Regions from separate parts of the Mus musculus genome. Here region 1 is linked to region 2. The links are chromatin loops, found by intact Hi-C in ENCODE. Cell type or tissue: heart. All regions are shown on one strand. Each heading gives the region's core, and the rest is flanking DNA. Links, peaks and the distances in the headings are about the cores only.

Region 1 (2,919 bases), core at 114-2,613, 240 kb after region 2:
TAACTACTCTATGTGCTCAATAACTGCTCTATGTGCTCAATAACTGCTCTATGTGCTCAATAAATACTCTATGTGCTCAATAACTGCTCTATGTGCTCAATAACTGCTCTATGTGCTCAATAACTGCTCTATGTGCTCAATAACTGCTCTATGTGCTCAATAACTGCTCTATGTGCTCAATAAATACTCTATGTGCTCAATAACTATTCTATGGGCTCAAAAACTACTCTATGTGCTCAATAACTGCTCTATGTGCTCAATAACTGCTCTATGTGCTCAATAACTACTCTATGTGCTCAATAACTGCTCTATGTGCTCAATAAATACTCTATGTGCTCAATAACTGCTCTATGTGCTCAATAACTGCTCTATGTGCTCAATAACTGCTCTATGTGCTCAATAAATACTCTATGTGCTCAATAACTATTCTATGGGCTCAAAAACTACTCTATGTGCTCAATAACTGCTCTATGTGCTCAATAACTGCTCTATGTGCTCAATAACTGCTCTATGTGCTCAATAACTACTCTATGTGCTCAATAACTACTCTATGTGCTCAATAACTACTCTATGTGCTCAATAACTATTCTATGTGCTCAATAACTGCTCTATGTGCTCAATAACTGCTCTATGTGCTCAATAACTGCTCTATGTGCTCAATAGCTACTGGTCTCATTTTCTACATCTTTTTTTTCCATCCTTCTTCCTCTTTTGCATCATCGCCATCCTCCTAGTAGACTGAATTGCCCCTCTATAATCAAGTGCTCACTTGGCACCTTGACTGTGATCTTGTTTGGAAACAGGTACTTTGAAGATGTGAACACATTAAAGGGAGGCCTGGAGGGAGGGTGGTGCCTATGTTACAACAGAGGAAAGTGAGGGGGTAGGGGTACAGAGGAGGAGGACAGCAAACATTGATTGGTGTTATTGCCCTAATAGAAGAGAGATAACTAGAAAGAAGGAAACAGCTAAGACCCAGAAAGCAGTTCTCCTGAGACTGATTCTGCCAATGCCTTGGGCTTAGCTCACTGTGAGCCTTCAGAAATAAATTTCTGTTGTTTATACACCCAGCTTATGATATCTTATGACAGCACCCTGAATAGACTGAGACATTCAGAGGGTAATTGACTATGGCTGCACATCATGGAATTAAGTTAATGTCATTTCTGGGATTTTAACTAAGTTTCCTTCATTGCCTCATCTTTGAAATACTACCATTATTAGATCATGAAACTTTAATGGTTATGACCTTAGAGCCCCTATGCTCCAAATCTTTCCTGAAAGAACTGAGGTTCAAAGAGAAGTGACCTCTTCACTTACAATGCAAACTACAAAAATTTTACACCCAACCACCAGCAGCACATGTAAAATAATGGATGCTGCTGCTCCTAGTGGCAGAGATTGGCATTACAAGCCAACACACCACATGCACTCCCATTATTTTTAATAGATGAAGATAACTCATTTTAAAATATAGGCAATCCTCAAGGTGGATTTCTTAAGAGAAATAATACACCACAGACTACATAACTTCTCTGAGGGAAAGTAAGGTTAATTCTTTAATATATTAGATTTAAGTTTATGATTAGTATAACTTGGCTTTGGAACATTAATCACCAAGGGGAACACATCTCTTTCAGCTAATTATATACACATAATGTATATTTTGTTGGGTTAATGCAATATTATTGCACATTTACAGCTAATAATTTTCTACTGGATTTTAATGCACTGTAAAATAAACTTAAATAAACCAAAAGTAATATATACCCCAACAAAAACTTTTTAAAACTCACTTTCAATACATATGCATGAAACACATTTAGAGTTTTTCCCCCGAAGATATAATTACAGTTTTGAGATGTATTTTATATACCCACATAGCTTATGCACCAGCAAAAATAATAGTAACCCAGAACAACTATTTTTAATATGTCTCAATGGGGAATTTTGGCTGTTTTTCATCTTGCCCTGAACTTCTTAGCCAAAACTCATATATATTCAGCAATATGGGGATTAGAAAACAGAGTACTCAAACTCCCAGGCTTAGAGGTGCAGTTAATTGAGACATGTCTTCAAGTGATATCTTCAAGCAGTCTTTGGGAACTCTGTGGGGATAGGACAGATTTAAGGACCCACTTTTCTGGACAATCAGAAAGTATTCATTATCTTTGGCACCTCAGCTGCAGACAGGATTACCATAGCTTGTGCCACATGCTTGGCAAATGTCATTGGAGACAAGCACAGATCTATCTGTGCCCTGTCTTCCTCCCAGCAGCAGCAGGAAAATGTTCTTAGCCGAAAGGGAAGGACACCCAATATCTCTGTTAGACAACCACTTTGTTGTCGTTGTTGTTGTTGTTGGTGGTGGTAGTGGTAGTGGTATGTGTCCTCCACATGCATATGTACATACACACATAGGAGAGAGAGAGAGAGAGAGAGAGAGAGAGAGAGAGAGAGAGAGAGAGAGAGAGAGAGAGAGAGAAAGAGAGCCAGAGGAGAGAGGGGGTAGGGGAGGGAGATTAAACATTAAAATGACTCCTACATTCCTTTCTCTGGGATTATGTATACAAGGAAAATACTTTGGCCTTGCTCAAACATGGCTCACTATTCAAATTTCTTCATTTCACTCTAGGCTATAGATCGAACCATAATGTCAAACTACCACCTTTAAAAAAATCACTTAAAAGCAGCACATTCATTTATTTAGTGTGTTATAGGACAAAACATTTATGTTTTTTTGTGTGGCTCTGAAGATTGACTGGAGGGCCTTGTGCACACCAGACCAACTCCTACCATGAGCTGCAGCCCCACCCTAAACTCTTAATGCTTATTTTGTTCACTGTTACTAAGACAGAATCTGCACACCATCTTTATGTAGGAGACAGTAGAGCCCTTTTCTTGCCTTCTCTTTCTCTG
Region 2 (2,919 bases), core at 310-2,809:
TCTGGGTTTGCTTCTAGGAAGGGCCAGTCCCCAGGTACTGGGCTGTGGGAAGTTCTTGCCGAGCCTTACTTTTGTCATCTATAAGATGGGATAATTGCACCCACCTCATGAAATGGTTAAGAAACTTAAGTGAGATAGATACAACATTGATGAGGTACTTCCTAGGCAAGTGGCTGAACCTCTCTGAGACAGTTTCCTTCCGTGATTCCCAAGGAGATGTTGTTATGGAGGGTACCAGTGCTCCCGACACCCAAGGAATCCTAGGAAGGGATGTTGTAAATACCCCACAATGCATGTGAATCTACACCATAAGGAATTACCCCATCCAAAATGTAACAGCGCCGAGTCAGGAGGTGCTGAGTGTCTTCCAAAGAACTGTGGAAGAATGCTGTTGATGCCATGGGCTGAGCTGTCCAGAAAGGGCACCTGCCCTCCAGCTGGGGCAATGAAGGTCTTCTCAGAGCACCCCACACCCTGCTTGGAGAAGGGGAGGTCAAGGGAGTAGCCAGCCAGGCTTCCAGTTCCCCATCTTACAGTGAACTGAGGTGGGAGGAGGGCACCTTACCTGGGAACTGGTTCCTGCATCTCTCCCTAGTGTAGCTATGCCGGTGCTGGGGTGCTAGTGAGGCTGTGGTCAGTATTGTTAGGATGGGCACTGTGACCCTCCTCCCATAGATATTCACAGGCCTAACCTTCAACATTGAGTGGTTAAATAAAACAGTGTCTTATTCTAATGTTGGCTATCATTTCTTTTATTGTTTCTGAGCCCTTTTGCTAGTAAGAGTGCTGCCTTGACCTTGGAAATGGCCTTCGTTTTTGCAAGTGGCTTAAGTTTTATCCTTCCTCGGGCCCTAGGGGGCAGAGACACAGAAGATCCTCAAAAGTAAAGCTCAGATCACATGACCCAGAGGCAGTGTGTGTTCCCTATACAGGTACAAGCCCCCAAGGCACACACAGAATTTTACAAGCGTTCTGACCCCAGAAAGCCTCTATCTGATGCAATGATATGGTTTCAGCAGAGTCCTGTGCTCTCGTGCCCCCAGGCCCTATTGCCTTGTGACTTAGTTAGGAAAGGAAGAGAGAGAGTTGGTGTCATTCCTCTCTGGACCAGCATTCCTCTGCACTCTGGGAGGCCTGCTCATTCACTGGGCCAGTTGTTCCTCTCCTACACCAAAGCCACCAGTTCATGCAGACCCTCTGTCTCGCTGAGATCGGCAGCCAGCTCAGGGCTCAGTAAGACTTTAGTCTACATCTGGAATTTTCTTTTTTTCTTTTTTCTTGTGTGTATGTTTGCATGTATATATCCTCATACATTTATGTGGGTCCGAGGACACCCTTGGGTGTTGGTTCTTGCCTTCCACTTGATTTGATCCAGGGCCTCATTACTGTTTTTCCACGTCATGTGTAGACTAACAAGATTCTGGGATTTTCCTGCCTGTGCCTCTCATCTCCCCATTGGAAAGTGCTGGGTCTAGGAAGACTATACATGTCTGGCTCAGGCTCTGGGGATTTGAACTCGAGTTCTCAACTTGTGTGGCACTGCGTGACTTTACCAGCTCTCCATCTGGTGTTTTCTAAAGCACCCACTGCTCTTGGCCTTGTGGGCTGGGCCTTTCACACTCAGGCCTGTGCTAGCCAAGGCCAAGGCCACTTCTGCTTGCCCTGTGGACACCATTGTCAGTTGTGGCTGTGACTGACCTCTAGGTGGCAATGGCTGCCTGCTCTGTAGGTTCCTCTGCCATCCCAGAAAGAACTTATCTCTCTTCGTGCAGCACAGTAGCCAGCACTCCTAAATTATTCCCTCTGTAAATTTGGTTAACACCCTTTGCTCCCTTTGTCTCAGTCGATAAGTTTCAAACTCCAAATTTTCACTGTGTGAGTAGCAGGTGACCTCATTCCCATGTGTCCTGTAAACTCTGTGCAGAGGGTGAGGGGAGGGTCCCACAAGATCTCTTCCTTGGCAGGCAGCATCAGCATGGGCAGACATAGCTTCGGCAGGTAGGTACCAGCAGGGACCCTGCTAATTCCATCTGTCTGCTTCCTGCCCGCATCCTTGTCTTCCTGAATCCCTCTCTCGTCCGTTCATCCATCTCCCTTCCCACCAACTACCTCCAGGGATGTATTGCTGCCAGGAGCACCAAACACCAGTCCTTTCTCCCCATTGTCTGGAAGAGGTCAGAGGCATTTGCACAGTCACACATGCAGCAGATGTCAGTGTGCCCATTTGTTCATTCCCTTTGAAAGGCATCCATTGAACATCTGTCACTGGCCAGGTATGGCCAGGGTTCTGGACGGTGGAGAATAAAATTTGTAGACTGGCATTTTAGAAGAGAGAAGGCAGAAAAGTCAGTAAATAAGCATGGTGTGGACTCATGAAGCCAAAAGGAAGATAGGGAGTAAGACAGAAGGAATGTTAGGTGGGGATGCCACTAAAGCTTCCTTAAGGTGGGGGGAGTAGAGTGTGGAAGAGCCATGGGAGCCATGTGGGCAGAGTCTGGGGAATGTGCAGGGTTTTGAGGCAAGCTAAGGATGGAGAGGCCCTGTATGTAGACACAGGCAGAAATGCCTTAGGAAGATGCCTAGCAGGGGAAGGAGAACAGGGGTTTCAGTGGACTACTTAGTCTGGGCATGACCAGGACCTGGGCCTAGGCTTTCAGGGCTGCAGGGAGGGGTGCCAAGGCAAGTGAGGGTGAGTGAGGTTGGTACTGATGCAGAACTCTATTAGTACAACTGGGGTCCACCCTGGCATACATGATCAGGCAGGGATCTGCTGGACTTGGCTGTAGACAGAGAAACTCTGCTTTCCTCTTTTAAATGTCAAATATTCATATAGGCCATGGTTTGAAAAAGGATTTGGTTGCTTGGAAACAGGCATGGAAGTAGGGCACCTGAAGATTTCTGAAGCTAAAGGTAGCTATT

The links. A loop is a pair of places that touch in the nucleus more often than their neighbours do. Peaks named below come from ENCODE experiments on the same cell type or tissue, not always from the same donor. Only the 100,000 strongest peaks of a DNase experiment are listed, where the experiment ranks them.
Region 1: it touches region 2 in a loop (1.9-fold over the local background); 10 of 42 quality-filtered maps call a loop at or near these places.

Annotation. Positions count from the first base shown.
Region 1 is chr16:11,939,287-11,942,205 of GRCm38, forward strand. No RefSeq gene overlaps it. Among named protein-coding and RNA genes, the nearest start is that of Cpped1, 31 kb to the left of the region's middle. In heart, for the core only: a CTCF peak has its summit at 1,395; no DNase peak of the experiment used is centred there.
Region 2 is chr16:11,696,210-11,699,128 of GRCm38, forward strand. The region is part of intron 18 of Snx29 (sorting nexin 29); the gene reads left to right. Among named protein-coding and RNA genes, the nearest start is that of 4833415N18Rik, 82 kb to the right of the region's middle. In heart, for the core only: a CTCF peak has its summit at 1,703 (motif pointing right); no DNase peak of the experiment used is centred there.